Regions from separate parts of the Homo sapiens genome. Here region 1 is linked to region 2. A link is an interaction called in ENCODE POLR2A ChIA-PET data of the cell type or tissue named here. Cell type or tissue: PC-9. All regions are shown on one strand. Each heading gives the region's core, and the rest is flanking DNA. Links, peaks and the distances in the headings are about the cores only.

Region 1 (16,870 bases), core at 4,626-12,625, 150 kb after region 2:
TGATCTTTGCTAAGGGAACTGTGTGTGTGACCCAGCTACTATCCCCCTCTCTTCAGCTCCCCTGAAGCTATGGGGATAGCAGCTCACATTCCTGGAGTAGCTAGCTGGCCAGGGTAGGCAGTGGGACCTTGTCCTCCAAAAATTTGGGGTTGTGCCCTTTGATCTGGTGGGTCCCAGCAGATGCCTGTCTTGGTTTAGACATTCCTTGGGATGCAATGGCTTCCACTAGTGGCATCAACTGGAAAATTTAAAGGCACAGAGCCCCTCCCTGCTTCCTATTTGAAGCCAGAAATTTTAGGAAAAGTACAAAAACTGAAATGAAAAATTCACTAGAGAAGTTTAACCGCAGACTTGAGCAGGCAGAAGAAAATCAGTGAATTTGAAGATAAAGCAATTGAAATGATCCAGTCTGAGAAGAAAATAAAAATAATGAGGTAAAAATGAACAGAGCCTAACAGACCTATTGGACACCATCAAGTATACCAACATACACATTACAGGAGTACCAGAAGGAAAAGAGCAAGAAGGGGGCAACAAAATATTTGAAGAAATAATGCCAGAAACTTCCCAAATCTGATGAAAGACATGTATGTAATCATCCAAAAAGTTCAATGAACTCCAAGCAGGATAAAGGCAAAGAGATTCACAGTGAAACACATTATACTAAATTGTCAAAACCCTAAGACAAAGAGGGAGTCTTGAAGGCAGTGAGAAAGAAGTGACTTGTCACATACAGTCATCCCTCAGTATCCATGGGGGATTGGTTCCAGGAATTCCCACAGATACCCAGATCCATGGATATGCAAGTACTGCTGTCGGCCCTGTAGAACCTATAGATAGAAAAAGTTGTCCCTCCATAACTACAGGTTCTGCATCCTGTGAATACTGAATTTTGAATCTGTGGTTGGCTGAATCTGCAGATATGGAACCTGTGGATATGGAGGGCTGACTGTATAAGGTATCCTCAAATAAGATTAACAGCTGTTTTTCATCAGAAACCATGGAGGCTAGGAGGCAGTGGGATGACACAGCTCAAATCCTGAAAGGAAAAAATCTTGTCTGCTAAGAATTCTAAATCTGGCAAAACTACCCTTCAAGAATGAAGGAGAAATTAAGTCATTTCCAGAGACAAAGAAGGACATTATATTTTAATAAAAGGTTCAACTCATCAAGAAGATATAATAAACATCTGCATCTAGCAACAGAACCCCAAAATATTTGAAGGGAGAATTGACAGACTTTAAGGGAGGATAGTTCTACAGTAATGGTTGGACATTTCAATACCCCATTTTTAATCATGGATAGAACCAGATAGAAGATCAATAAGAAAATAGAGGCCATGAACAACACTATAAACCAATTAGTCCTAACAAACACATATGGAACACCCCACTTAGCAGCATACACATTCTTCTCAATGCATATGGAACAGTCTCCAATATTCAAACAAGTCTGAATAAATTTAAAAATATTAAAGCCATATGAAATATTTTTTCTGATTAGGATGGAATGAAACTATAAATCAATAAATGAAAGCTGCAAAATCCACAAATATATGGAAAATAATAAGTTCTCAAATAGCCAATGGGCTAAAGAAATCACAGGGGGAATTAGGCAATAAAAATATAATAAACCAAAGCTTATGGGATGGGATAAACATAGTGCTAAAAAGTTTGTAGCTGTAAATGTCTACATTAAAAAAAAAAATCTCAAATCAATAACCTAACTGTATACCTTAAGGAATCAGAAAAAGAGCAAACTAAACCTAAACCTAGAAGAAATGAAATAACATAAATTAGATGGAAAAAATAGAGAACAGATCAATACCCAAAACAAATGAAATCAAAGTTGGTTCAAAAAATTGACAATTTTTTTTTTTTTTTTAAGATGGGGTCTTGCTCTGTCACCCAGGCTGGAGTGCAGTGGTGTGATCTCTGCTCACAATCTCCGCCTCCCAGGTTCAAGTGATTCTCCTGCCTCAGCCCCCCAAGTAGCTGGGATTACAGGTGTGTGGGAAGACTAAAATGAGAAATTAGCAAATCAGAAATGAAAGTGAGGACATTACTGCCAATTTTACAGAAATAAAAAGGATTATAAGAGAATACTATGAAAAATTTAACACCAACAAATTGGATAACCTAGATGAAATGGACAAAATCCCAGGAACACACAAACTACCAAAACTGATTTAAGAAGAAATAGAAAATTTGAATAGACCTATAACAAGTAAGCATATTGAATTAGTAATTAAATATTTCCCAACAAAGGAAAGCCCAAGATGGGCTTCACTGGTGAAGACTATCAAACATTTAAAGAAGAATTAACACCAGTTCTCAAACTCTTCCTAAAAATCAAAGAGGAAGGCACACTTTAACTCATTCTATGAGGCCAGTATAACCCTAATATCAAAGCCAGATAAAGACCCTGTAAGAAAACAAAACTATATTCATCCCTTATAAATACAGATGTAAAAGCCCTCAAGAAAATACTAGCAAACTGAATTCAGTAAAAGGTTAAAAGGATTATACACCATGACCAAGCAAGATTTACCTTCAGAAAGCAAGGTTAGTTCAACATAAAAATCAATCAATGTAATATACCACATTAACAGAATGAAGAGGAAAAAACCCACATCATCTCAATCGATGGAGAAAAGCATTTGCCAAAATCCAACTTTTTTAATGATAAAAAGATAAATCCCTCCATGATGAAGACCATATGTAAAAACCCCACATTTAACATCACAAATATCACACTCAGAAAGTTTTTCCTCTAAGATCAAGAATAAGATAAGGATGCCTGTTCTTACCACTTCTATTCAGTATAGTTCTAGCCAGGGCAATTATACAAGAAAAGAGATAAGAGGCAGCCAATTTAAAATGATCCTCTTGCAGACAACATATCTTACATGTAGAAAAACTGAAAGAATCCACACACACACACACACACACACACAAATATTGCTAGAGCTAATGAATTCAGCGAAGTACATAATAAAAAAAAACACATAAAAATCAGTTGTATTTCTATTCACTAGTAATGAATAATCAGAAAGAAAAACAATTCCATTTACAATAACATCAAAAAGAATAAAATACTTAGGAATAAATCTAGCCAAGAAGGTGCAACACTTCTGAAAAAGTCAAGACCTAAACAAATGGAAAGACACCCCATGTTCATGTACTAGAAGACTTAAGATGACAATACTACATAAGCAATCTACAGATTCAGTGCAATCCCTATCAAAATCCCAATGACGTTTTTTGCAGAAATCTAAAAAAATCCTAAAATTCATATCAAACTTCAAGGGATCTTGACTAGCCAAAGCAATCCTGAAAAATAACAAAATTGGCCAGGTGCAATGGCTCATGCCTGCAATCCCAGCACTTTGGGAAGCTGAGGTGGGCAGATCACCTGAGGTTGGGAGTTTGAGACCAACCTGGCAAACATGGTGAAGCCCCTTCCCTACTAAAAACGCAAAAATTAGCCAGGCATGGTGGTGCATGCCTATATTCCCTGAGGCAGGAGAATTGCTTGAACCTGGGAGGCGGAGGTTGCAGTGAGCCAAGATTGCACTACTGCGCTCCATGGGTGATAGAGTGAGACTCTGTCTCAAAAAAAAAAAAAAAAAAAAAAAGGAAAACAAAATTGGAGGACTCACACTTCCCATTTGAAAACTTTTTACAAAGCTATGGGAATCAAAACAGTATGGTACTGGTATACGGACAGACATACAGACCAATAGAATATAAGGGCCCAGAAAAAAAAAAAACCCTCATATTTTTGGTCAATTGATTTTTGACAAGGGTGCCAAGTCCATTCAATGAGGGAAAGGGCAGTGTCTTTGACAAATGGTGCTGAGACAACTGGATATCCACATACAGAAGAATGAAGTGGGACATTCACCTTATACCATATACAAAAATTAACTCTGAATGGATCAAAAACTTAAAGGGAGCTAAATCTGCAAAGCTCTTAGAAAACATAGGGGAAAGTATTTATGGTTCTTAAAAATGACATCAAGAGCATAGGAAACAAAAAAATATACATAGATTGGACATCCTCAAAATTTAAAACTCCTGCATCAAAGGACACTATCAAGAAAGTGAAAAGACAACCCACAGAATGGGAGAAAATACTTGCAAATCATATCTGATAAGGATTTAATATCCAGATTATACAAATAACTCCTACAACTCAATATCAAAAAGACAATAATCTAATTTAAAAATGAATTAAATACTGGAATAGATATTTCTCCAGAGAAGATATATACATGGCCAATAGGCACACGAAAAGATGCTAGTCATCAGAGAGATACAAATCCAAACCACAATGAGATGCCACTTCACACCCATTAAGATGGCTATAATTTTAAAAAGCTGGAAAATCACAAGTGTTGGTGAGGATGTGGGGAAACTGGAACTCTCATGCATTGCTGGTGGGAATGTAAAATGGTATAGCTGCTGTGGAAAAGTTTCAGATTCCTCAAAAAGTTAAATATAGAGTTACCATATGACCCAGTAATTCTGCCTCTAAATATATGCCCCAAAGAACTGAAAAATTGATCTCAGCTCCTTGTGCAACAATGTTCATAGCGGCATGATTCCCAATAGCCAAAAGGTAGAAACAGTGCAGTTTCCATCAACCAATGAATAGACAGAATGGGATATATAAAGGGAATATTAGTCACTAAAAAAATGAAGTTTTTATGCATGCTACAACATGGATGACCTTTGAGAACCTAAGTGAAATAAGCCAGACCCGAAAGAATATCGTATGAGCCAACTTATATGTGATATCTAGAATTTACATATAGAAGCCTACCCAGGGTTGAAGGGAAGGGAGAATATTATTTGCCCAAATGGGTAGTGTTTCTGTTTAGGATGATGAAAGAATTTTGGAAATAGTGGTGATGGTTATGTAATATTGTGAATATACTTAATGCCACGGAACTATACACTTAAAAATGGTTAAAATGGAACACACATACCCCAAAACCATGGGATGGAGAAGAGTACCCTTCTGATAAGGTTGTGAGGATTTGAAGAGTTAACAGGTGTAAAGAACACAGAGTACCATCACTGGCACATAGTAAGTGCTGTATTTGCTGTTATCAGTTTTATAATATGCTCCTTTGTTCCTCCTGCCCATGCATTAACCATTGACCTCTGAACCATGAACTGCTGGTAGAAGCTGTACTTTTACAAAAGTCAATAGGGTTAACTGTGGGAGTATTGCCAAAAAGGAAAATCAATATATCCTGATTTTGTGAAAACACAATTTATTTTTCTTAAACCTCGAAACAGGCCATAGTCAGTAAATACATAGCAGCATTTGAAAATCGCTGGGAAATAGGTTTACAGAATGAAGTCAGCTGGAGCATGGCACTGTAAGATGGCTCTATAGTGGCAGGGGAACCTAGAATTGCCCACGTTTTCATCCATTACCTGAATTATGAATAGAAAGCATGACTTAAATTTCCAGTACCCGTGTGTTTGGCATCTTGAAAGATGGGCCAAAATTTTAAAGTAATTTTAATCATTTGAAAAAGTGGTTTGAAATAATGGGAGAGAAGTTTAAAGGAGAGAAAGGTATTTAGGGAGGAATAAGCAACTAGCCTCACTAATTCAAGGTACTCAATGATGGCTCTGGTGTGGCCTGGCAGAATGATTCTCTGGGATTGTTGACAGCTCACACACAGCCCACTCTGAGGTTTGCTGCGTTTATTATCATGAACCTATCACAAGGCATATGTATGTAAAATGTGAAATGGCAGGAGGCTCTGGGAAAAAAAGTCATCTTTGTAGCACTTAAGGGCCCTTGTATTTCTCCACATTAGTTAGATGTGACAGTAGACTTCACTACCTAAAGGGTTTGAAGAAATTTTAGAGAGTATAAAAATGGGAAAAGAAAGTGAAATATTACCTATATTATCACAATTCAACAGCAAAAGGCATGTATACTTTTAATCAATTAAAGTATATAAGGTGGTCATTTCACAGAAATCCTCCTGTGAATGCTTTGGTGAGTTTAACAACTTCAAATTTACATTTTTAAAGGTCAGTACAAAGCTATAAAAAGCCCAGAGCGCCCAAGCAATGGTTTGCTTTAACAAGTAACTTGTCTTTATCACACATGTGAGTTCAAATGTAGGAGGGCAGGACTGATTGTTCACCATTTCTTCTGAGCATTGTATAGGTAGAAACAACATAAAGCTATAGCTCATGAAAAAAATATTTTGCTAGAACTGCGAGACACTGAAATTGATTACTGAGGAAGATTCAGAATCTGACTGTACATATTTTGAGAGAATAGTTGGGCTTAACCTCCATTATATTTTCCCTTTGTCCTTGATCCATTAAACCTGCAGTATGATGTGGCATATATTTTTTAACCTGAATTCTCATAAACAGTGGGGTTGCCAATTTATGAGCAGTTATAGTTCTCCCTCTAATGTGTGTCTCAGATATTCGAAACTAAACAAGACTTTCTAAACTTGCACTTTTGTATAAATTATCAGCCCTCCATAAAAATCCATATAATGGGTCCAGGTTCAGATATCTCAGTGGCTTCTGTCATCAAACTCTTCCCATTCAGCAGCTGACTATGAGCATCCTAACTGGATCCTTTCTGTCAGCGCCACCCACAACCCCATTGTTGTATACATGTTGGTGAGTAGAGAGACTCACTCTGCCTGCCCCATTCTGCGGCCTGTGTCTTTAACAATCGACTGTGTTTCTGTCATTGCCCTTAGGAGAACAACCTTTAGTCTGACTAGGCACCACTTCCCAGACGTTCCCTCTGTTGGCCTCTGTTCCCTACTTAGATGCTGGGCTAAAGTTCATTTAGGCTTTTTTTTTGCCATGGCTCTTTTCAAACCCCTTTTTAGCTCTTTTCAGGGCTCTCTAAATCTCTGGATCTACATTGAAACACTGTAAGGAGCTCCAAATAAAATCCCAGGAGTATTCCAAAGGGAACAGGTTCTTGTACAAAGCTCCATGTTTCCTCACGTTTCTTCAGTGTCTTTGATAAACCTCCATTTGGTTCCCTTTTTCCTGACTCTCCCTCTGATGACTTCCCCCTGAACCCCTTTTTAATCCTTGTTTTGTGTCAATATCCCTTCACTGGCCAACAAGGTCATTTAAAAGTTTGAGGGAGTGCTATGTCTCCCCTGAGGTGCTCCCCACAGGTAATCATGGGAGAAGTGTGGCCTGTTTTCTGAATCACTGCGACATGACTATCATTCCAACACTGTCACAGTTACTATCACATGCAAAGGTCAGGCGCTCAGCCATCACCTTGGGCTCAGCTTAAGGAAGCTCATGTTTAAGTAAAACATTCCCATCATCTTAGGAAAAGACAGATTTAAATAACCGTTTTCCCTAATACATTTTCTTTCAAGCATTTTCCTAAAAGCAAATATTGTCTTTTTTTTTTGAGACAAGAGTCTCACTCTGTCGCCCAGGCTGGAGTTCAGTGGCGCAATCTCGGCTCACTGCAAGCTCCGCCTCCCAGGTTCACGCCATTCTCCTGCCTCAGCCTCCCGAGTAGCTGGGACTACAGGCGCCCACCACCACGCCCGGCTAATTTTTTGTATTTTTAGTAGAGACCGGGTTTCACCGTGTTAGCCAGGATGGTCTTGATCTCCTGACCTCGTGATCCACCCACCTCGGCCTCCCAAAGTGCTGGGATTACAGGAGTGAGCCACCGCACCTGGCCTATATTATAAGTCTTAGACAAAGATTTAAGAGCTCAAATTGCTTTCTTTAAAGAACATTTCTTAGTTCCATTTATGGTTAGGGCTGATATTCTGCTGACATTGTTAATTCCATTTGGTGCTAATAGTTCAGTAACATGCTAGTGGCAAATGACATAATGCTTAAACTATGTCTATAATCTGAGAGGCAGAGATGATAAAAGTTGAGTTTTCTGTGTGTAAACAGTAAGTTACTCATGGGTGATACGGTTCATGTTTACCTAAGTAGAAAGTCTAGGAATGTAAGGTCTCCCAGCATATATGTAACCAGTATTTTAGTAATAAAGAGAAGCAAGATTAAAGCCCAAATTTTTAATTTCCTTTATAGTCGTAGACTGGACTTTATAAAATTACTATCTTAAAACTCACCTGGATTGTTCGTATAAAGGCCACTGTTACCCGTTCTTCAAATTCATTCAGGGGAGTATAAAGGTTTAAAATTTTGACAATCTGTTGGGGATAAAAACGGAATTTAGCACAGAGCTAAATGAACATGAGACAACTTTTGAACTTTAAAGAATATGTGACATTGGTACAAGAGTATGATCCTCTTTAGACAAGGCCCACAACACAGATGGAGCTGGACTGACATTTACACTTGGAGCCTGCATCCAGGAAACTAGAGCCCACAGCTTTGTCAGGTGGATCTGAGCCCTCTCACCGAACTCATGTCTCCTGTAAACCCACCTGCCCCTCCCCACTATGCTCATTGGTATACACAATGAGGAGTTTAGAATGCAGTTGCCTGAAATCCTCAGCCTCATATCTACTAGTAATTTAAAGGTTTCTTCTGAAGAGTACTGGAGATCTTACCTTAGATGAGAAAGGTCTTGTTTAATACCTAACTACCCCCTGTCCCCCAACATTGTTTACAAATGAGTATTTGAACAGGAGATACTCTTTTGTCTGCCTACCACTGGTTTGGTGGAAGTAGACTGCCCAAATGCAATGCCAGCTGCATCTAGAAGGAAACTTACTTTAAGTGAAATGTATTTAAAGAGAAGAAAAATGTTTGAAGACTTTCTGGAAATGTTTACAGAAGGAAGCAGTTTTTTAAAGAGTTAGATATTTAATATTTTAATAGTAAGCAGAGGAGGTAAGGAAAGGTGTTCACTTTGCTATATTAAGATGTGTTTTTCTGTACTGAGTTTGGATTTTGTTATTTATCTTTCAGGGACTGGCAATGTGTCGGCAACTGAATCATGGTTATACATTTTTTAGGGAAAAGGAAAGTAACACTTAAATGCCCCTAAGTTCTTAATGACTTCATTTAAAACAATATAAATGAGTGTGAGTGAAAATATGACCATATTGCAATTAGTTTTAAAGAAAAGGTTTTTCTTACAGTTATATTTGTAAAGAAAGCAAATACCTGATGCTGCCAATTTCTGAAAATTTGTGGATTTCTATGTAAGAAACATTCCAGAATTCATTATATTTAAAGAAGTTTTTACCTAAACTTAACGTTTTGTGAGTTTGCTACCTTATCTTTTTAAGTGAGTAAGAGGGATAGAGAGTTACTAGAAAACAGTATCTGTGGCATCTTGTTTCACAGACCAAATGGTTTTTGGTTCATCTAGGAATATCCCATCAGCTGCACTTCAAAATTGTCTCATTAGGGGTATATAAAGGGTGGGAGTGCAACACTAACAAATAACCACCAACGAGAACAGACTTGGAATGGACTCAGGGCTTCCTTGGAATACCATGTTGACAGAGGTGCAAAGTGACTGTACCTGCTGGGTGCTGAGGGAGGTACACAGGGAGCAGATAGCCTCTGCGTCCTCCTGGGTTTTCTTCTTTAATTGCAGGAGCTGGGCTGCTTGGATCAGAGGTTCCATGGTCTGAACTGCTCCACTCTGGTGAAGGTTTCTTCCCCGAAGCCACTCCTCAAGCTGACTTATATTGTACCTTAGCCATAGGTAGAAAGCAAGCTATGTTAAGCCGGTCCTCCTAATTCACTGAGAAGGGGACACCTGTTGTGTTTTGCAGGCCCGCTGCAGCTAGTGCCATTATTTATCTCACACGGTTAAAAAGCATGGCAAGTGCCTTGCACTCAGGAACTATTTGTTGAATAAAGAATGAATAAATGAATGAGTGGGTACTTAAAATCAAGCAAAGATGAAATACCTGAAGTGTCTACATAAGTTAACAGGGAAAAACAGGCATTAAATATACTGAATTGTAAGTATTTATATTTAACATTCACAAATGTATTTATACTTCTATGTGAGCCTTCATGCCTCTTAACTCATTGAGTTTTCTCTCTGACCTATCTGCTTTGTATTCAGTCTTTAACTTAGAGTATGTCAACATCTTTAAGCTTTGAACTAATTTGTTTACCAAGTCAACCATCTCAGTGTTCGACGGATTTCACCAACAGGTAAAAAGGTGATGGATTTGAGTCACAGACTGATGGAGACAAGGACTGTCAATTAGATTTGGATTTCATTTTTAGAAACAGCAGTCTTGTGTTCTGATTCTAGCTGCAGTCAGTGAGGGCCCACTCTATCTGTGTTGTTGGGGGGTGCTCCTCCCTTACCTGAGTTGCATGCCTGTGCTCCAAGAGCAGACGTCCTTCCGCAAGAGCAGGTTGTTAAGAGTCACTGCGTTGATCATGTAGAAGAGCTGTTTGAATACCTGCAGGATGATCTCAGGGTCCAAGCCCTGGTCACACATGACTGTATGAAAGGCATTCATCTGGCGGATGATAGCTTCCAGGCAGTATGAGTTATCCCCATCTGCCATGCTGGAGGAGCGCTTCCGGTAGCCGGTGGGCTTCACACCAGATAGACCCTGAATGCTCTCATTTTCCAACATGGCAGAAACTGAAATAAAAGCACAGTTAGAGAAGCTTGCATTCCCCACTAACAATGCAAAGATTGGACCACTCAAATCATTTAGTGCTCCGGGCTTTAGCAATGATACCATCCAGAGGTGTGCAATGTTGACATGCTTAGGAACTTATAACATTTGGCAAAAAATTTCTAATGTGTTGATTTCTGTATGGAATAAAACAGCTGTGGACAGCATTTTCATTTAATTTACTGGCAATTAGACAAAGATGATGGGCATGTACCAGCTCGATTTGGTATCGCCTGTGCTGAAGTCCACAGTTTGAGAATTGAGCAACCTGGGTGTCATCCTCGTCCAGCCACTGACTATGTAAATAAGAGCTTCATTGGTCCGTCATACTTACTAAGCAGCCATTACCTATGCACCAGGGGCTTTATGTTCAGTATCTCTTTCAATCTTCCAACAACTCTATAAAGTACTACCCATTTTTATGAGGAAGTTGAGGTATAAAGCGGTTAAATAACTTGTCTGAGGTCACACTGATAGGGAGTGGCAGGGCCAGGATTTAAACCCAAGTCTGTCTGACTCCAGAACTGCTGCTATTAACCTTCACATTATTCTGAGTATCTCCAGCTTGATATGTCAGTTCTCCCTCTGTCTGGTGCCTTATAAAAAGATTTCCAGACAGGAAGGAGGGTTTGGAATGAACCTCATTTCAAGTAATGTATTTCTAGATTGGTCCTTCTTGGGATTCACTCATAACCTACTTGTGTTGTAAGAACCTGGGGAAAGCATTATGAATAGGTCCAGGTACACTTTCCTTCCCAGCCTTTGCAGAGCACAGTGAGTAATGCATCTACACATAATTTTTCTTCCGATTGAAAATGTAACTGCTCTCATTTCTCAATTCTGATTTCATGTTCAGTGCCCAAGTACACTGCTTGGTTCAAAGCAAGTGTCTAATAAATACTGATGCATCGTGCCGACTGCTGTGTCCTTTCGCATGAACACTCCTGCTTTTTTCCATGAATCAAGTTCATAATAGGTTAAGAGGGTTATGCTTTTTCACTGTATATGCATTTGTACCTTTTGAGTTTACATTTATTATGTATTAAAATTTGGGAAAAAATACAACATATTACAGAAAAAGAGATAAAGGGAAAGTCATCTATGCCTCTTGCACTGTGTCAAATACTTTCACAGCTTTTTAAGCATGATGTGCACACCTCAGTTCTGCCTTCACTGGAAGGTTCTGGCTTTCTGGAGGTCATGGCTAAGATATCTGGTTCCCGAAAGGCAGAGGGTGCTGACCACGCCTTCCCCTCATTTCAGACACCATGATGAGTGATGTAGCTCTCCTGCTGCCAGCTTACCTATCATCGGCTGTAACACGCCCTCGGCAATTTTAATGAGCTGCTGGTAGATCTGAATGGAAAGGTCACTCAGCACCTGACGGTATTCGGTGAGGTCAAAATTCTTAAGACAGTGTTCATTCTGCTTTGCAGTGTTCTGAGTCATGAAGCCCTGCAGAGGGAGAGGCGTGCACTACTGAGTTCTCTGGTCTGCTGGGCCCAGCACAACTTCCAGGGCTCTGGTAACTTTAGTCATCTATTTGGTGGGCAGGGGGCCTACTCAGGCCCTCCCTATGTAGATGATGTTTTACAAAAGCCTGTCAGTTCTTTGAGGCCTCATTGATGACCCTTGAACTTGAAGGATGTAGAAAAACTCAACATGAGAGAGAAAGCCTGAATCGCTCAGTCCAAATCCCTGAGGCGAAGTGATTTCCCTACGGTAGCAAAACCTAGGTTGGTACCAGGTCCAGAGAAAGGGATCCCTGCTTTTTCCCTTCATCCAGCGCTTTCCTCAATATATCAGGTCCCCCTAAAATGTTAGATGATGTGCAGCCTCTAAAGGAGTGTGGCCATGGGCCAGATTATACGCTTGTATGAGGAGAAATTTTATACAGATTCTATCACTGGTTATCAGAATTAATAGATGAACTAAAGTGATTTCATAGCTACCGCACTGTGTCCTCTTAGCTTTCTGTATTAATCAGATGAAATCACATGTAAGTTAAGGGAACTGCTGATATCAGAAGGGCTCATGTGACCAATGTCCTTTTCATTCAGGCCTAGGGAAACCAGTATCTGCCAAAAAGATTAGTGCTCCCAAAAGGGCAACCATCTTCAGCAAGGCCTGTTGTACTGTGTCAAATACAAAGCCATCTTAATATGAAAAAAAGCAGGCAGAAAAGGGGATAATTGTAATGATGAAGATAGAGTCAATCATTCTTCCTTGTTATTTGGACTACACGGATCTGGTCATGCTGTGGTTCAGCTCTTGACCCAGAGAATATGAGCACATGTAACCACAACCTAATGTAATGGAGTTCTAGGTCCTGCCCTAGCCTTATATAACCTCCCATTTAGAATGTGTATAACATTGGGTAAAGTGATGGACCTCAATGAAATAACATTACATGTAGTTCTATGCTTCAAGTAAATGCTTGGATATTATGATTTTGTAACAGAAGTCATGGGGTTTGAAATGGCTATTTCTTTAACCTTTGGCCCATCTCTTTTATAATAAAAGCAGGCCATCAAATGAAGTGCTGGTTCTTAGGAGAGAGATGGCGTCAAGCCAACTGCAAAGAAGGTAAGACTGAAAGGAAGGGCATATCCTTTTACTAACCCAGGGAGAAGAGTCTGTCAAAATTGGTTCTGGCACAAAAGATGGAATAAAGCTTTAAAAATGGTCGCACTATTTTGGTTTACACTATGTCTTGACCTTGGGAAGGGTGGATGGTGAGATATGTGAAAGGAAGGGGAAGAAAAGTTGGAAGACCTACAGGAACCTGTGAGCGGGCATATCTGGAACAAGCTGGGATTCTCACCAGAGAAACTAGAATGGAAACAAGCCACATATTACTAGGTCATTGGGCAGAGTGCAGAGCATGGGAGAAGTTCTTTCAGGGACCAAAGCTAGGAATGTGAGTTCCAGAAAAAGCTGGGCCTTACAGGTCCGGTGTGGATTGTGAAGTGATGGGGTTAGTAGTTGGGCCTCAGGTCAAGGAATCCAATTTGGATAAATGCATGGAGCTGGGCCTCCAGGTCAGTTTGCACACACGTAGTTCTGATTATGGTGTGCCTCTGTTCTTGTGGCCATCTTTGTCTATCTTGAAATGGACAGATTAATCAGTTGGCTTAGGAGACAGGGTGACCCACTAGGCAACTGAGCTCCCTGCCAGTATCCACTGCAGTGGGGCTTCTAGAGCTGATACAGAAATGTCAGGTTACAAGAGTTTCATGGAGACTCCCAGGGCCTCTATTGATCATGGGTTATGCAGACTCTACTTACATAACCCAGGAGTGCTTTTTGGGGCCCCTTGGGCTCATCAAGGCCTCCTAGAGGCAGGTCTCCTGTGGCTGGCCTTATTGCTGCTTCCAGCCACGAGGCATGATAAGGTGTGCCCACGGTCTGAGGTCCCCAAGGGTGCTCCAAAGACCCCACTGACCTCTGAGGGTATACAAAGCACTTCTCAACCACATTTGGATGAAGCAGGAATGCCTCCTGGGTGCCTGGCTCCCCACTCACCTCATCCCCGCTGTACTGCTTCAGACAGTGAAGAAGGCGGCAGGTGTTGGATAACCAGAATGACGTCATCTCAAAGTCATCATTGTGCTTCTGTGAAAAGAAAAGGACATCCTCAGCTCTAAGTGGCTCCCATCTGGTGAAATGCTTCCTCGGTACCTCTTTCCCCACATTTCCTACCCTTACCTAGTGTTCCTGAGCAGCCCTGAGGCTGGGCAGGGCACTTGCCAGTCACGGGGTTGAGACCCATTGCTGAGAGGCTGTGTGAGTGTTCCTCTACCACCAGGGATGGTGCACAGAACCCCCACCTTGGTCTCCTGATCAGTGGTGCACATACAGGGACACACATAAAGGACAGGCTGCCTTCCATGGCTGAAGAATGAATGCAAAGCTGAGTGACAGATGAGGCTCTGCCCCAACAGCCCCGGGCTCTCGTCTAACCGCCTGGGCTAGCTGGCTCTGTTTCTGAACTGCCAGTTATCCAACACAAGGGATGCTGAAGAGCATAACAGCAAAATAGTTTGGTGTCCCATTTATCTAGATGTCAGATGCATCATGGCTTTAACTCTCTAGAAAATGGCTACAAACCCTAACTAGGTGAAAAAGCCTGCTCAGCAACCCAAACAGCTATGAGACAGCTGCTGCATTAAAGCTGATGACTTCACGCAGCTCATTCTGTCAAGTAAGCGTTATCATTATTTAAATGACAGAGTGGTATGAGGTACGACCAAAAGAAAAAAAAAAAAAAAGAAATGAGGTTGAATAGAAAGTGACTGCTGGGGCTGGGACATGCTATTTTAGCTCAGAATTAGGGAAGGCTTTCCTAAGGAAGTGACATTTGTGTCAGCCCTAAATTGGCCTAGACTGGCCGAAGATTCCAGCTGGATGGTGCTCACGAAAGAGGATCAAGGCTGGAGACACAAATCTGAGAGCCACGAGCATGCAGATATGTTTTAGAGCCGTGAGTGGATAAAATTGCCTGTGGAGGGCAATGCAGCTACTGAGGGCAGGAAACCAGACTTAAAGGCTGGCTCTGGAATTCTGAGCAGCAACCAGCAGCTCAGTGGACTCCAGAATTGGTTTGGACTCAGAGCTTTTGAGAATGGCTTGTATCCTGGAAGCAGTAATGTGTAAGAACTAAAGATGGTCTCTAAGAGCAATAATACTCGGGGCACAGGCCTGCTAGCAGGTAGAAATCCCTCTCACTGAGGGTTCATCTCCCTCAAGAATCTCACCTCCCCCACTGCCTGGCCCTCATCCATGTGTGGACAGGCCTCACCCTCCCTGCAGGCCAGCCTGTTTCTGCAGTGGCTGCACTACATTCAAGAAGAGCCTTGTGCCTTCAGGTGGCATTCCCGAGCACCTTTAACACCATGCGGCAAGCCCTGTCCTGGCCCAGGTTGCCTCACCTTGGGAGGTGATGGAATGTCACAGCCCTCCCTGTGTTACCCCCCAGGGAAGCAAGCACCCGGCCCCTTGGAAAGGTGGAGAGGGCCCATGTTTCAGGGGTGTCCCTGAACTTGCTCCAGGGTGAGGCCCACACACCCTTGGCTGCAGCAGGATGTCTCCCTAGCACCTCTGGCAGTGGGCAGGCCAAGGCTTCTGTAAGCACTGGGCATGTCTGGAGGCTCAGCAGGGAGGAGCTGGAGGGCTACCTACACCAGAGTCCTCGGCTTTCTGCCATTGCTGGGCCTGAGCATCCTTCTCTGGGAACTGCCAGGCATCCTGGTTATATGGATGCTTCTGTGGCTCATTTACCTTCAAAGTTGGAGCCCTAGGAGCATTCACTACAGCCAAACCCAGACACAGAGAAGCAACAGTAAGGGGCTGGCTTCACTCTACCCACCACAAACCATGACCTTCTGCAGGGGCTGCTTACTTTCAGGACTTTCTTAATGCCGTTGATGGTGGAGGTCAGCAGGGAGTGCACCTTGAGATCGTCGTTGGTGTAGTCCGCGTGCCGGATGCACATGTAGAGGATGTAGGCGGGGAGACAGGGCACTGTGCCCGACAGCATCTGGGGCTTCAAGTCTAAGGGCAACGAGAGCAGCAAATGGCAAGTTAGATCTATGGGGGACAATGGAGGCTGTCAGAATCCTCATCTGAATAGACGTGTTTTCAATATTTCCCCATAGCTCATCTAGGAATAGATGTCTCAAAGAGGATTGGGAGAGAAGCCACCCAGGGTACCCAAACTCCCGAGCATGCCTACCAGTAGTTTCAGACACTGTGGTTAAAAACACAAACAAACAAAACCACATTCCTAATTGTCTGCACTATAACCCTGAAACAGGCTTCTAATGCCTCAGCCTAACAATATGGAGGAAAAGTGCCTGCAAGTTACACAGATGCCTCAGTCCGCAGCCAACAGGGGCCCATGGCAAGTGGAAGGCTGAGGACAGGGCCTAGCTCCCACATGGGGGCAGGAACTCCTGATTCGTGGGCACCACCACTTCCAGAAGGCAAGGGCTGGCTCCAGAATTAGACAAATTGTATGTGCCCAAAGACAGGGCCAGCCTGCTGAGGGCTAGGGAGGTTGGAACAATCTCTGGCCCATCAGTTCAGGAACAAATTACCCAGCCGTGCTTGCCCAGCTTCACAGCCAAATAGATCAGGCAGGCCCCCCTTCCCCACCCCGGTGCTGCTGCTTGGCATGCATCTCTCCAGCGGCTCTCTTACTTCCCCCAACTGCTCTCCTCTGTATCCCACACTCCTGTCCCTGCC
Region 2 (16,870 bases), core at 4,356-12,355:
ATGATGAATTGCGATAAAAAGTGTAAAGACCTTAGAAGGCTGCCTGGCATCATAAGCACAGGATAAAGGTTAGCTGGTATGATTGTGATCAAGAGTGTTCTGTATGGCACAGAATTCAAGGAAAAGGAAGAATGAGATGTGGACATGCGATTTGGTCCTATTAAAGTTCAATTGAGGAAATAGTTTGGTGGGCTGGTAATGGGATGGGGATAAAAAGCCACGTTGAGAGAGACGAGAGTGAATGAACACACCTCTTTCCTTCCTGCTTCTGTTTTCATTCATATTGTTTGACGCTTGAGTAATTAATTAATTAATGTCTCAATCTTCCTTTGAAGTTGAACGAGGGCTACGTTAGTGCCTCAGGGCGCATGCACACATCATGTTTCGGTTTTCTTATTGATACTGTGAGATCTTTGGTTTAGCACATGTCAGGCCTTCATAGTTAGTTCCCCACCAGGGGCAACAGCAGACACAAGTGAGGGAGGAACCCTGAGGACCAGAAACCATCTGGCCTCCCTTCCGCCTCACTGGCTGTCCCCAGGGCAACTGACAGTGGCCTCTGGCTCAGCCACAAGAGCAATAAGGAAGATGTCTATCTTTTCTCTTAGTTCAGTTCGGTTTGGAACTTGGAGCCTGTCAAAGAAGATAAAAGGAGGTGGCAGAGGGCAAAAGGCATCTCAATACTGAAAGAAAAAGGAAAATTGAAGACACAGGCCACTTCAGTTCCCCCTAACAAAGCACAAGCCATTTCCAGCCCTTGGTAACCTCCAGGGACTGATGTAGCCCCTGCTAGAATATGGCTGGGCAGGCCCTTGATGACAAAGGTTTTCAGTGCCCTTTAAAAATAAAAGAGGTCATTTTTGAAAACCAGTTCATGTGGAGAACAGAGTGGACAGGTGATCCTGTAGCTTTAGGCAACTGGGTGGAACACCTGGGTCAAGGACCAAATGCCCACTGCAGCCTGACCTTAGCTCCAGGAAGAGCGACCTGAGAGGACAAGGCTAGGGTGGACGGCCTGGGCCCTAGACACCCAGGAGATGGGTCCTGACTCCACCAGCTGTTGACCTAAGCTTCAAAAGACAGCAGGACAAGCAGCAACTCGCAAGAGGAGGGACATTGCCTTGAAGGCAGAGTGGCTTAGGACAGCATGCTGGAAGATTCGACTCTTCTGGCAACCACAGGCATATTAAGCCACCTCCTCTGCTGTAAACCCTTCAGTCATCTTAGAAACGTGGGAGAGGAAGGGGAGGGGTCTGAGATACGATCATTTTCTTTTTCCTGGAGAGGTAAACATTTTCTGGAGAGCCTGTTGAAATTATTTTGTTGGACTGGGTGTTTTAGTCAGGGTTTTCCAAAGAAACAGAACCAATAAAAGACTTACACAGACAGTCCCTGATTTACAATGGTTGGATTTATGATTTTTCAACTTCATTATGGATTTATTGGAATGTAACCCTATCCTAAGTTGAGGAGCATCTGTGTGTGTGTGTGTGTGTGTGTGTGTGTGTGTGTGTGTGTGTACTATCTAGATCTAGAAATATTTATTAGATTTAAATATCGTGAAGAACTAGCTCACACAACTGTAGAGGCTAAGAAGTCCCACAATGGACATGCCATCTGCAAGCTGGAGACCCAGAAAAGCCAGAGGTGTAATTCAGGATGAGTCTGAAGCCCCTAGAACCAGGGGAGTTGATGTAAATCCCAGACTGAGGGCAGGAGAGGATGAGATGATGCCCTGGCCCAACCAGTGAGGCTGGAATAAAAGGGGAAAATTCCCCCTTATACCATTTGTTCTATTCAGACCTCAGTGGCTTGAATGATATACTCAACCGCATTGGGAGGATAATCTATCTACTTTACTGCGTCCACTGATTCAATGCTAACCTCACCTGGAATCACTCTCACTGGCCCACCCAGAATAATGCTTAATCTGGGCACCCCGTGGCCCATCCAAGTCAACACGTAAAATTAACCATTACACTGGCTATACCTTGTATCTCCCTGCCCCTCCCCACCACATGCTATTCAGCAAGTGGGAGTCCAGAAAGAGGACCAGATCAGTTACATAGTGTTATGTATTTAATTGTGTCCTCCCAAAATTCATATGTGGAAGTCCCAACCCTTGGTACCTCAAAATGTGACTGTGTTTGGAGATCATTGAAGACATAAGTCATTATGTTATGATGAGGTCGTATTGCAGTAGGGTGGACCTTTCATCCAATATGACTCGTGGCCTTATAAAAAGGGGAAATTTAAACACAGACCCGTATATGGGGAGAAGGCATGTGAAGATGAAAGCAGAGATGGGGGTGATCCTTCTACAAGCCAGGGAACACCAAAAATTGCCAGACCACCAGAAGCCAGGAGAGAGGCCCAGAACAGATTCTCTCTCACAGTTGCAGAAGGAAACAACCCTGCCAACACCTTGGTTTTGAACTTCTGGCATCCAGAACTGTGAGACAATCAATTTCTGCTGTTTAAGTCCCACATTTTGTGGTTCTCTGTTATTGAAACCCTAGCAAACTAGTCCATATGAAAACAAAGAGACTATATGTTCACATGTTCTATGAATCCATACCTGACCTAATCTGCAGGACTAAAGTATCCCAAGCCAGTCTTGCTGTGAGACGGTCACAATGAAGCCACCAGCAACATGGGCTGCAATGCTGAGAGGGGCCAGAGAGACATGGAGTAGGCAAGAGAGCATTGAGGAAATCTTCTGTCTGGTCTCAGAATCCTTTGCTCATTTGCTCTCTGGGGTCAGCTTTGCCCTTAACAATGAGCCTCAATTCCCCTTGGTCTGTTAGTGTTTGCAAAAACTCAAAAGGATGAAGATAGGTGTTATGGAAGAAATGAAATTTGGATTTGTAGGTATACTCCCCCTTCTGTTCTTTGCATGAATTAGTGAAGTATTGGCAACATCATCTGCGAGTCATTTTGCATTTTTCCTGGAGAAGCGGGACCAGCTTTGTTAGGCCAAACACTCTAGCAATGTCTGTGGAAACCTACTTTGATTCTCCCTGCTCCAAGAATTCCCCCTCAATGACCCCCTACAAATGCCAATCGGTTCTTTCCTCTTGGTCTCTCAGGTATTCAGTCACATGAACTGTTTGTGTCAAAGCCTTCCAGAAAAAAGCCAACCAAACCAGCAAACAACCCCTCGCCTCCCCAGGTACTAGAAGGAGATGCTATTGAAGCAGACTGACCCAGTCTGGGATGGGGTTGCTCAGCAGATAGAAGCCCAGGGCACTGGGGTCTTGGGTTGTGTTGACGAGATCTACCAAAGGCCAGTCTTCTCTTACAAAATCCATGGGGCAAAGGAGAAGCTGCAGGACCTGGAAAAGAAGAGAGTGGGGCAGGGGTGGGGCACCGAGGGGTGAGAGCAGCTGTGGTCATCTTCAGAAGCAGCAGTTAGGCAGCTGCTCATATGGCAAACAGCAAACAGTCCCAAGGCCAAGTAGGGGATACTTGGTGAAAATGGAACAGAAAATATAATGATTCCACAGATTCAGAGCGAAGGGGGATAAACGGTTACCCATGCTGTCCCTCACCTGGGAAAGGGGAGAGCTAGTGTTTGATGCATAAGTGCAGTTGCTATGAAACATCAGAATCACCCAGGGATGTTTTAGGGGGACAGATCCTTGGGTGGCACCCCAACCCACGGACCCACTGCATCTCTGGGGGTGGGTGGGGTGGGGGTCAGGGCATTCCTGCTATTACCCAGGACAGTATTCATATGTCTTTTGCAGCTGTAATTAAAGGACACTGTGGTGGCTGATGCTTGGCCTTGAATTACTAGGAAAAGATTGTTTTCTGTGTTGATCCGGTCCAGAGAACAATAGGATGACAATATGTACATAGTACTTTACAGTGTTTGAGGAGCTTCTCTACACATTGCCTCATTTCCTTCTCTTCACAACCTATGAGGTTCAGATCATCCAATTGCTGGTTTGCAGAGGCAGAGATGCACGAGGTCACAGAGATAACAGGAGTTGTATTTCCTCGTGCAAGATCCCACATCTTTCTATAAAATCCTATCTGCAGAGAAATATCACTGTACTTTAGGACAACGTGCATTAAAATTTGTTAAATTATGAGCTTCAAGTCAGTGACAGGTAAAACATTTAAAAATAAATTTTAAAAATTATTAAATTAAAATCATATTTTAAAAAGGGTTTATTCAGTTAACCGGAATGCAAGCCCTGTCTGTTGAAATGAAGCCTCAGTTATTCAGAATGCAATTCCTCTTTCAGTTCTCAGCTGCTGCAGTTGCTGCCTATTTATTGATAAATGCTCACTAAGAAATGAGTGGAAGAGGGCTGGATGCAGTGGCTCATGCCTGTAATCCCAGCACTTTGGGAGGCCATATTGGTCAGGCTAGTCTCGAACTCCTGACTTCAGGCGATCCACCCACCTCAGCCTCCCAAAGTGCTGGGATTACAGGTGTGAGCCACCACACCCAGTCTCCAACTGTCCATTTCTGAAGTGAGTACCTTTGTGCAGAGGCTCACCAACCACATCCGAGGTGGAGGTGACCTCCACGAACCAGCTGGGCAAATTCTTGGGCTACTGACTGGCTCGAGACTCTCCAGATGTGTGTGGCTGTCATTTGGAATTGTCCCACAGAACAGACAGGCTGCAAAGCAGGGAGCCTGAGGCTGACTCAGATGGCCTGCCAGAGTCCACAGCAGCTGGGCTGCGTGATCAAGACTGATCACTTTCTGGACCATGTGTTTTTCTCTGGAAACTCAGGTTTATGATGCTTATCATAGGGGCTATCGGTGGGAGTGAGGAACTGATGGAGAAATGCTTTGAAAAGAGTAAGTGTCAGCAAACTGGGTGGGCTGGCAGCCTCTGCTCATTTTGCTGTTTTGCTTTCATGAGGTGACTTAGCCACAGGCAGAGATAAGGCCTGTCACCTCCGGCCAAGAGCCATCCTGTAAGTCAAAGGTTTGTTGTCAAACTTAACAACGTGGACCAGGGCTGTCCCATTGGAATTGAAATCCCTGGGCACTGGGGGAAGTAGGTTAAAAGTTCTGATCAGGGCCAATTGGCCTACAGGGCAGGACACTGGGACACGGTTTATCTCAGGTCCTGGCTGGTATGGCTCCTGCTGGGAGACTGATGACTGCAGAGAAGGATGTGGGTTGGGTGGGAGTGATTTCAGGGACATAGGGAAAAATATACCCCCCAGTATGGGTGTCCTGTGAGCCTTGATACGCTTTGGAAATGTTCACTTACAAATGCAATTCTTAACTCCATTAAAGCTTAAATCCCTTTGGAAGTTGTGACCCCGAATGCTAGTGTGAGTCACATACATTTCAACATTAGTGAGTATATTAGTTCATTTTCATACTGCTATAAAGAACTGCCCAAGACTGGGTAATTTATAAAGGAAAGAGGTTTAATTGACTCACAGTTCAGCATGGCTGGGGAGGCCTCAGGAAACTTACAGTCATGGCGGAAGGCAAGGGGGAAACAAGTACCTTCCTCACAAGGTGGCAGGAAGGAGAAGGGGGAACAGCCCCTTATAAAACCATCAGATCTCATGAGAACTCACTCACTATCATGAGAACAGAATGGGGGAAACCACCCCCATGATTCAATTACCTCTACCTGTTCTCTCCCTTGACATGTGGGGATTATGGGGATTACAATTCAAGATGAGATTTGGGTGGGGGCACAAAGCCTAACCATATTAGTGAGTCTGTCAGATCCTTCTGGATCAAGAGTTTGATTCAGAAGTGAGGACTGGGGAGGAAGGAAGAACAGGAAAGGGACAGTGGGGAGAAGTGGGATGCAATTCACAACAAAGATTTGATTGTGCATTACAAAAGGTTGATAAGTTTCTGGCATAAAATAAAGTTTGGAGATTGCCTATGACTTGAAAATGGCCGAGCTCTCCTGTTTCCTTTGGATCTAAGAGTTTTGAGCTGATTGAGTTTGTTATTTTTCTATGTATCAACTAACAAGATAATATCTAAGATATATTTTTATCCATTTTGAGAAAACATCAAGTTCCTTTCTTTCTACTAAATGATCTGTTTTCTTGGTGCATGTGTGGTATTTTAGGAGGTGTGGTAGCATATTGCTTCATATTATCACCCATTCTGAAATAATCCTTAAATGCTTTTTCTCCTTGACATCCTTGTCAGGTGTTTGTTGTGTCTCTTGTTCTGTTGCATGAAAGGGTGCTTTATAAATAATACACGCTCTATAATTTTTTAAGGTGACAATGGTGGTAACAATCATGATGATGACCATGCTTTAATTAGCCAACTTCTTACTTCATTTTCCTTGAACACATTTTAGATCTCAGTCTTCTTGACCTGTTTTGACAGTTAACATGCAGCAGGGAAAGACGTGGGAATCTGGATCTCTGGGCACTGGGGGATCTGGATTGTCTGCCCTTGGCTAACAGCCTGAACCCATCCAAATGACTTCTTCTCTCTGGGTCTTGATTCCAGTGCCTTGCAAGAATAATGACCCAATTCTACCAAGACTTCTCTCTCTCTCTCTCTCTCTCTGTCTTTTTATTCCCAAGAAAATTCAGAAATCCAGATTTTAGAAAAATCATCTAATTTTAAATGTTGCCAACTAATTCAGATTTAAAAAAAGTTGCAGGCCAAGCAAGCTCAAACTGAGAGTTGACACCTTATCATCTCTGAATGGGAGAATCTAGAAAGCTCCTCTCAGTAAACAGGCTGTGGTTCTTCAGATAATGAGTAAGAAGGGAGATTTTGATTCCCGTCCTAGTCACAAAGTAAAAGGTCCAGAAGTTGCAGGGCCAGGGGACAGGGCTGAGAGCTGCTCCAGCCTTGACCAATCATCAGAATTACCATAGGAGTTGGAAAAATGGTCAGATTACAGATTCCCACTTCAGACACACTAAGCAGGAATCATGCATCTATTTATCCATCCGTCCATCCAACCATCCATCTATCCATCCTTCCATCCTTCCATCTTTTCATCTGTCCTTGCATCCATTCTTCCATCCATTTGTTGGCCTATCATTAATGTATCTATCCATCCATCCTTCCATCTTTTCTTTTTTCCTTTTTTTTTTTTTTGAGACGGAGTCTTGCTCTGTCACCCAGGCTGGAGTGCAGTGGTGCGATCTCAGCTCACCACAACCTCCACCTCCCAGGTTCAAGTGACTCTCCTGTCTCAGCCTCCCGAATAGCTGGGATTACAGGCGCATGCCACCATGCCTGGTTAATTTTTCTATTTTTAGTAGAGACGGGGTTTCACTATTGGTCAGGCTTGTCTCGAAATCCTGACCTCGTGATCTGCCTGCCTTGTCCTCCCAAAGTTCTGGGATTACAGGTATGAGCCACCGCACCTGGCCCATTCTTCCATCTTTTCATCCATCTTTCCATCCATTCTTCCAACCATTTGTTGGCCTATCATTAATGTAAACATCCATCCATCCATCCATCCATCCATCCATCCATCCATCCATCCTTCCATCCATCTGCTCTCCAGCAGATATTTGTTTAAGCACTACTGTGTGTGCTGGACACAGCTATAGCCACGGTGGAGGCAGTGGCCAGGAGAAAATTTATGCCTGGCTGTTCCCAAGTGGCTGATGGGCTCTCCCGATTGCCCATTTACCAGCAGGCTGTGGACTCTGGTTCCTGTAAACTTTGATACCAAGAAAGCTGACTCTGTATAAAATTTAAAAATTGTGAAACAAGGGAGGTTCTGAATGTTTACATTCTGGCCTTTTGGCTCAACTCCAGGAAGAGATACATGTGCAGGGTGCAAGATATAATCAATTCACCAGTTCCCACCAGGAAGTCTTGCTCATGTTAGGGACAAAGAAAGCTGTCTCCACACCAAGACTGACTGCCTGGAACTGGAGCAACAGGGACTAAAACTTTAGAAAGGCAAATAGGAAATACCTTTTTGTTTCTAAAGATTACCCATGGGATAAGATTCAGGGTCAGACACAGAAACTTCCTATTGTTTTATCAATTAGTCATGAGCACCTATCATGCCCACAATCTCTACTGAGTAGAGGACACAAGGAGAGAAATAGGAATTTACATCCCCGCTTTTGAGACAATGAAGGTCTCGTTGAGGTACCTCATTTTTATTGAGAAAGCAATGTGAGACAGGATATAGTCACGTATGCAATTTGCGTGCAGACAGCAAGTGCTGGGGAGGGACTAGACATCTTTGTAAACCTCCTTCTGAGCAGAGGAAACTGTGCTCCTAGTCAGTTATGATTGCTGTTTCTTCTCTTTCCTGTGAGTATGGAGTGATTTCTGGCTGCATTCTCCCTACTCTGCCTGCAGGCTCAGTCAGTCTTTCCCAGGTGGTTAGATAGTTCTTAGCATTAATTTTGAAATCAAATGACTGTGTGAGCTTGGGGAAGTTAGTTAATATCTCTGATCTTCAGCGTCATGTGTAAAATGTGGGCGATCATACCAGCTGTATAGCATTATAATGAAGATTAAATGAGATCGTGTATATTAAAACAACTATGGTGCCTTGGTATTCAATAAATATAATTTCATTTTTCCTTGGAGAAATAGGAATACTGATTCTCCTAAACCTGTGCTCCCCAACACAGTAGCCACCAGCCACGTGTAGCTATTGAGCACTTGAAGTGTGCAGTCTAAATGGAGATCTGCTGTATGTTTTACACACACAGCAGATTTTGAAGATTTTGTGTGAAAAAAATGTAAAATTTGATTACATGTTGAAGTGATAATATTACAAATGGATTAGGTTAAATAAAATATATTGTTAAATTAATTTAACCCACTTTCTTTTAATGTTCTCAAAGTGACAATTTAAAAACTTTAAATTACAAATATGGCTCATGTTGCATTTTTATTGGACAGTACCATAAAACTTTGCCAAGGTAGATGGTCTGGAGTTCCCAGAGATTTTACCTAGTGGGCCATCTCCTATGGATTTGCCTAAGAAGAAAAACTGGGGTGCGGTTTTGTGATGGGGTACAAAGACAATCTTGATTGATTTAAAATGACTGGGACTATCACCGTCCAAAACTCAAGTCAGACATGTAGCTGCTTTTCCCTCATTTGGGATGAAATGAGGTGGGTGTTTGCTGGGATGCTCTGTGAAGACAGAGAAGGAAATTACAATTGTTCAATAAATATTAGCTATATTTATTTTATTCCTCCAGCTCTGGGTCACATAATCATAACCCCTGCAAAAACACCAAAGGTACATTTTTAAAGATCAGGACTATTTCCACTATGATTCAATATTATGCTAGTGTCCTAATAAAAGTAAATGAGAGAAATCACTTGGAACAGCAGTCCCCAACTTTTTTTGCACCAGGGACTGGTTTTGTGGAAGACAATTTTTCCCCTGGGTGAAGGGGGTGGGGAATGGTCTCACTGGCCATTAGATTCTTATTAGGAGAATACAACCCAGATCCCTTGCATGCACAGTTTACAATAGGGTTCGCGCTCCTATGAGAATCTAATGCCGCTGCTGATCTGACAGGAGGCAGAGCTCATGCACTAATGCTCACTCACCTGCTGCTCACCTCTTGATGTGCAGCCCGATTCCTAACAGGCCACAGGCTCACCTCTTGATGTGCAGCCCAGTTTCTAACAGGCCACAGACCGGTACTGCTCCATGGCCCGGGGATTGGGGACCCCTGACTCAGAAGCATAAAAATGGGTTTTTTAAAAAAGCTATCCCAATTTGCAGACAATATGTTAGTGTATTTGTTTGCTAGGGTTGCCATAACAGAATACCACAGACTGGGTGGCTTAAATGATAGAAATTTATTTTCTTGAAGTTCTGAAGGCTGGAAGTCCAAGATGAAGGTGTCAGCAGGGTTGGTTACTCCTGAGACCTCTCTCCTTGGCTTGCAGATGGCTCTCTTCTTGCTCACATGGTCTTTCCTCTGTGCAGGACCATCCTTGTTCTCTATTTTGTGTGTTCAAATTTCCTCTAATTATAAGGACACACATCAGATTGGATTAGGGCCCACTCTAAAGGCCTCACCTTAACTTTACTTCTCTAAGGCTCTATCTCCAAATACAGTCTCATTCTGAGGTACTGAGGCTTGGGGCTTCAACACGTGAAATTTGGGGAAGCACAAGTCAGTCCATGACAGCTACTGTCCTTGGAAAGCCTTAGAAATCAATGATAAAACTATCTCAAACAACAAAAAATTCAGTAAAGTAACAGGGTATAAAATTAACATATGGTTGAGGGGGGAAAGAAGGGTTGATTAATGGGTACAAAAATACAATTAGATAGTAAGAATAAGATCTAGTATTTGGTAGTACAATAGCGTAACTATTTTTTATATATTTCAAAATAACTGGAGAAGTAGATTTGGAATTTTCTTAACACAAAGGATAAATGTTTGAGGTGATAGATACCCAATTGCCCTGACTTAATCATTACATATTATATGCTTGTATCAAAATAATACATGTACCTCATAAATATGTACAACTATTATGTGCCCATAAATACTAAAAATAAAAATAAAATTAACATATAAAACCCAATATCTATCATATACACAAATAATAACCAGTTAAAGGACATAATGTTAGAGAAAATTTCATTTATAACAGCAATAAGAAATATTAAATACTTTGGTATAAACTTTGTTAAGCTTATTCTGGTTAGAAACATCCAAATTTTACAAAAAGGACTTTAAAAACATTCTTGCAAGACACAAAAGTAGGCTTTAAGAAGTGGGAAAGATAGCTCCAATTGTTGAACAAGATGACTCAATGTCATAAAGATATCAGTTCTCTGTAGGTTATGGGAGAAACATGGTGCACTATCAATAAAAATTCCAACAAGTCTTTTCTTGGGGTGTTCAGGTAAGTTGATACTAAAGTTCATGTAGAGAAACAGGCCTGCAAGAGTGGATGGAAAACACTGAAAAATAAAAAGTATGGAGGTCACTGGCTCCACTGGACATTAAAACATAACATAAATTGCTTTAAATTAAAAGCATGATATTGGTGCATGAATATAAATATAGACTAGTAGAAAATAATAGAAAGTCCATCAATAGACCTAAGTTCACATGGAAATTTAGCATATGATAGAAGCAGCATCTCAAATTCCAGAGCAAAGATGGGTTTTTTAATAAATGATGCTGGTACAACTGGATCTCCACTTGGAAAAGGATACAGTTAGAACCATACATTGCATCACATGTAAGAATGAACTTGAAATGGATTAGAGATCTAAATGTAAAATATGAAACCATTAAAGTTCTAGAGAAAAACGTGGGCGAATTTCTGTTAACCTCAGGTAAGAGGTTAACTCAGTTACCTCTGCCTGTAATCCTAGCACTTAGGGAGGCTGAGGCAGGAGGATTGTTTGAGCGCAGGAGTTTGAGGCCAGCCTAGATAATATAAGGAGACCCCCATCTCCACAGAAGAAATTTTAAATTATCCAGGTGTGGTGGTATGCTCCTGCGGTCCAAGCTACTCAGAAGGCTGAAATGGAAGGATGTTTTGAGCCTGGGAGGTTGAGGTTTCAGTGAGCCATGATCACACAACTGCACTCCACCCTGGACAACAGAGTGAGGCCCTGTCTTAAAACACAAGTCTTCATGACAAAAATATCACCCTAAACAAATTCAAATGATAACTGATATCATTGGAGAAGTTAATTGCAACATATACCACTAACCATGAGCTAATATTCCTACAATATAAAGAACTCTCAAAAACTGAAGGGCAAAAACATCAAAAACCTGATAGAAAAATGAGGGAAAGTCATGAACAGGCATTTCACACACACAAAAAAGATGTTAAAATGACCCTTAAACACTAAAAAAGTTCAAATTTACTATTTTCACTGGCTACTATAAGGCTAAGGGCAAAAAGAATTGTATGCAAATATTGTGTTCTAGTTCGTAAATTTGTTTCTCATAGGGAATTTTTCTTCAGTTCTGAAGTTATTTTATGTCTACACTAGAATTGAACAAATTAATAAACATAATGTGGATACAGATAGATGAATACAGAAATTAATAGAGGCATAAATGTGTATGTGTGTGTGTGTGTGTGTGTGTGTGTGTGTGTGTGTATTTTCTGTGTCTGTCTGCTGAGGAGGCTTAGAAGGAATGACATTCCATTAGCAATGAGTATGCCTACTGCTCAGATCTTGTTTCCTAAATACCATTCTCCAATAAAAGGAAGCAGCATTCATTGGTGAAATGGTTGATTCCAGGGTTAGGGCAGGGAAAATAAGACATAAGCTGGGAATATCTTATGCCAGAAAGTAAGGAAGTGCTCAAAAAGAGATGGGGCATGGCAAGGGACACAGGGCCCAGCCTGGAAGAGCTCCCAATGCCAAAGGTGGGAGAACTCAAGTAATACTATAAAAAATGAGAAGATTAAACTAAATAAATATAGATTACTAGGTAGAATAAAATAAACATTCATTCATACTGTTATAAGTAAATAATTTAAAAAATATTGGTAGAGAAGGGACAGCTTCTTCTTACAGAATTCCAATTATTAAATATAGAAGGAATGAGAAAAATAGAAAATCAACATTTGGCAAATATCACACTAATTAGCAAGAACCAGAGAGGGATGCTAAAATGAGTAGGCAAAAGCACGATGAGAAACATGGTATCTGCATAGTTTCAAAGTATCTCCCCACAATATATTCATTACTTACAAAGCAAAAAATTGTAACTTTATAGTGGAGAAACCACCTTAACCATGTGGTCAAGGCTAACAAGTAACAAGACCTACTGACATCATGTATACCAATATGACACACACAGAAATATACAGCGTCCCTGCTGTTGTTCTTGCCAAGATTGAGTAATCGCAATGTAATCATAAGAAAACATCAGACAAACCTCAAAACTGAGACACTTTCACAGACCAGAGGAGACCAAGCAGACATGATGACTAAATGCCGTGTAGGATTCTGCATTGGATCCCAGACAGAAAAAAAAGGACATTAGTGGGGAAGCTGCTGAAATTCAACTAAGATCTATAGTTTAGTTAACAGTATTGCATCAGTGTTAATTTTCTGCTTTTGGAAACAGGAGCGTTTGTATCATGTAAAATGTTAACATTAAGGAAAGCTGGGTGAAGGATATATGGAAAACCTATGTTATCTTTATAATTTTCCATAGTCTAAAATTACTTTTTTAAAAAAAGGTATTAAAATTGACTCCTATGTATTTGCTGGGTCAGAGATCCAGAGTCAAATATGAGCAGATGCCCATGGCTCCCCTTCAGCTTCCTCCCATCTCAGCCTCACTGTGGTGAATTCACAATGATAGAATGATGCACTTCATTCATTGTCTCATTATATGTCCAGTATTGTACCTCTATTCACCCAATCCTAGAAGACAGAAATTAAAACATAATCATATTTTTAAAGTTTTTATCCACCAGCAATGAATAAAACTCTAATGGAAGCTAGAATAAAAAATTTGAAGCAAAACTGAAAGTGACAACTATTTCAACCTCTTTAAAGATCAGAATAGAAAGAGAAATTGCTTGTGCATTCCAGGGCCACAGTGCCTTAGAAAACCAAAAGAACTGGAGTGAGAAGAAATGAGTCCCATCTGAGTCATTTGAATCTACTTGGTTTCCCAAAACTTTCTGCATAGCTGATCCATGATTCCTGATATTCTAGCTATATAAGTACTCCTCCCCACCCGCTCCCCAGTGATTGCCATCTACAACAAACAGGAAGTAGCTTTGTCAGAATTAGTTGGCCATTAGCTGGGTGGGAGTAAGGTGAGGGAAAAACCAGGCGAGAGGAAGAGTGTGTGGGGGCAGAGAACTGGAAGAACCTTGGCTGGGAGGTAGTGGTGTCTGCTGACCCATGCACAGTAACTGGCAGGGTCCCAAACCCCTGCTGCAGAAGTTCCATGTGGCTTTTGGAGGGTTGGCTGGAGGGGTGTGGGATGGAGAGCTGCTACAAGCTGATCAAGCGGCTCTTTGAGGGATGCAAAAGTTTAGAGAACTAACAAGTCTGTTCTTATGACACGTGGTCAGTAGTACATATACCTTTGCTAGTGGCGCCATAGGCAGACAAACAGAAGATATCAATGTCCTTTCTGGGAAGAGCCCTTATGGGAAACTGACCAGGAGCCCCCCTGGGCCAAGTCACCACTAGCTGGACCATTAAATGAGTTCCAGCCTGAGGGGAGCCTCTGTTATGTACTTGGAGGCAAGGCAGGGCAGCCCAGCCCCAAGACCATCTCCTATGATGGGTTAGGTTAACCAGCCTTGTGCATAGACACTCTAGGTCACCATGTACCTGGTTCTCTTGCCATTGGAAGGCCTGAAGCTTTGTTCCATTGCATCAGTAGTGCATGGATGTATGGCAGGTGCACCACCCCTTAGGGTGATTAGGTGCCTGAGTTACCTTTCCTCCTAACATGTCGATTTCAGTGGGGGAAGGGACAAGGAGGTCTCACAGTCCTAGAGCACAGGAATTGGTGGGCATCCTGGCTGGGCCCTGAAGGGCATGCTGGGGAGCCTGCAGCCAAGAGGCCTTCAAGAAATAACTGGACATCCCTGGACAGAGAGGGAGATGTTGGCAAGGACAAACTTGGCCTGGGGCTGTGGCAGGTGAGGCTTTTGCCTGTCAGCAGCCTCTTCCAGCTGTGAGGCCTCCGTGGGGACTATGGAGTGGCACGGCAGACCCAGAGTACTGGCTTGGGCAAAGGAAGGAGAAACTGCCATTCCCCTGTAGAAGAGTCCTCAAGGTGATACGTGGCAGAGATACATGGCAGGGGCCTGCTAACTACAGCCTGTGGGCCTATTCTGGCCTCTTTTTTGCAAATAAAGTTTTATTGGAACACAGCCACACTCATTGTGCTTTCATGCTGCAATGGCAGGGTTGAGTAGTTGTAATGAAACCATACGGCCCACAAAACCTACAATATTTATTATCTGGCCTTTAATGGAAAAAGTTACCTGACCCCTGGTCTAGGGCATATTGGGTTCTATCTGTGCTTTCTAAAAAGATAAACTCCCTCTCAAAAAACTAAATTCTATTATGATGTTCCCCAAATCCTACCTCAACTGTTCTACCAAAAATTCCAGCGTCCAAGCCTCCACATCCCCCTCCAGCACCTAAGGAAGTCACAGCACTTCTGCAAGCACTGCTCCCTTCATCTATCATAGCAAGACCAGAAACAGCCACCTCTTAGGCCACTCTGGGGATGAGGCCCAAGAAATGAGTGAGTAGCCAGGAATAAAAGGAATGAGCTTGAATGGTGAGAATTCTGTGAAACCGCCAGTATGTGTATACATTTTAAATCATGAAATAGATGCGTTTTCTCTGCTAGATGACACACTTGGTTAACAACAACAACACATTGCAGACGGGTTTTCAGTGCAAGTTAAGCTGTTTATTTCTGGGGGTCCCCAGGGTCCCAGGCAGGAAGCAGAGGATTAACAAAAAAAGGTGTGAATTAGGGTGGAGGAGAGCAGACTCGTGAAGAGTTTCTGACAGCGCTGAGCTGTGTCCAAAATGAATTAGGCTTCCAGACATTGCACACTCGTTCTAAATTTAGACCTGGAGTCTGTGATTGACAAAGATGAATCCAACCTATGGCAGTCGCTGGGGATTTAGGATATAGACACGAAGTTTCTACAACTTTTACAAAGCCAACATGTAAGATACACTCACTAGATTTTGGTCCTAGACTATGCCATTGTGAAAACCAAGTATTACAAAGCCAGATATTAAGCAGATACCAAAAAGTTCTAAGACACCACTTTCTCCCTCAAGGGCCATATAATCCAGCTAAGAAAACAGATATATGCACGTAAAAAGATAGCACTGCTCTGTGTATATAATTGGGATTAAGTTCAGTTGTGACTAAAACCCTCAAGACAAGCCAAAAAGTCCAGGGCTGATGGGGCCTCTCTCTCCCACGGAGCCCTCTGGGACTTGGGCTCCTTCCTCTAAGCCCTCCACCATCTCTAGGGAGTGTCCCCATCCTCTTGGTTAATGGCACAGCTGCATTCCAGGCAGCAGGGAGAGGCAGGAACTAAGAAGGGACCAAATAAAGTCGTTCAATTCAAAGTTTATTTGGGAGTCAAGTAAAGTTTACAGTGGGAGTACAAAACTAGAGATTTGTTTCAGGTCACACACTTTGCTTGTACAACCTCTAGATTGCGTAAGTTATGCCTTCATTTATATCTTTAACACCCTAAGCATATTGATCGAAGTCTTTGTCAGACGGTTCTATAAAATTAATTTCATCTGGAGTAAATTAGTATTTTGAATATTAAATCTGTGAACTGTCTTTGTAAGCACTGGGCTTCTCCATGTGTTTTGGAATTCTGATGTACAGGCTTATTTTGAGGCTTGGAGTACTTGCTTTTTCATTTATTCTGTCTTTTTTCTCTGTACACATTCTCCCTTAACAAGCAGTTTTGTAACGGTCACCACTCAACCGTCTGGGTCCCCAGTACAGAACTGGATCCTTGAATGGCAGTTGAGAGTGTCCTGCCCTGTGGGGATTTGAGGGTTCTGTGGATCTGGATGCAGAGGCAAAGGGTAGCTGGTCTCAGCTTCTGGTCGCAAAGCAATGTCTTGTTCTCCAGTCTCTTACATCTACAGCTTTTAGAAATTCCTGGCTCTTGGCAGAGGTTGGTCAGCCTAATTTCATGGGTAAGAAGGGAGCCCTACTCCGCTGCCTGCCTTCAGGTACTGAGGGTGTCTCTGGTCCCTTCTACTATCTTGAATAGAGCTCCTTTTGTCCTCCTTTCCCCAGCTTCCACCGCCTGTCTCCAGACCTGAAGCCCAGCAGGCTGCAGCTTCAGCTCTGTTCACCCCTCTGTGCTCCTATTGCTTGTCCACAAAGATGTTAATCTCATTTATGAGTCTGGAGAAGTCTTTGGTTATCTTT

What was found. ChIA-PET counts read pairs that join two places held together with the same protein. Peaks named below come from ENCODE experiments on the same cell type or tissue, not always from the same donor. Only the 100,000 strongest peaks of a DNase experiment are listed, where the experiment ranks them.
Region 1: POLR2A ChIA-PET joins it to region 2 with 12 read pairs; 2 of 35 experiments call an interaction of 5 or more read pairs at or near these places.

Annotation. Positions count from the first base shown.
Region 1 is chr18:49,827,216-49,844,085 of GRCh38, forward strand. MYO5B (myosin VB) reads right to left here. Exons shown (of 40, transcript NM_001080467.3): 34 at 16,026-16,177; 35 at 14,150-14,239; 36 at 11,929-12,079; 37 at 10,302-10,587; 38 at 9,496-9,670; 39 at 8,129-8,209. It overlaps SNHG22 (small nucleolar RNA host gene 22), which reads left to right. Exons shown (of 4, transcript NR_117096.1): 2 at 12,061-12,149; 3 at 13,148-13,210. Among named protein-coding and RNA genes, the nearest start is that of SNHG22, 22 kb to the left of the region's middle. In PC-9, for the core only: no CTCF peak of the experiment used is centred there; DNase peaks (open chromatin) are centred at 7,896 and 12,016; H3K27ac peaks cover 1,211 bases.
Region 2 is chr18:49,677,705-49,694,574 of GRCh38, forward strand. All of the region lies in intron 2 of LOC105372112 (a long non-coding RNA gene), which reads left to right. Among named protein-coding and RNA genes, the nearest start is that of LIPG, 120 kb to the left of the region's middle. In PC-9, for the core only: no CTCF peak of the experiment used is centred there; a DNase peak (open chromatin) is centred at 7,977; H3K27ac peaks cover 2,172 bases.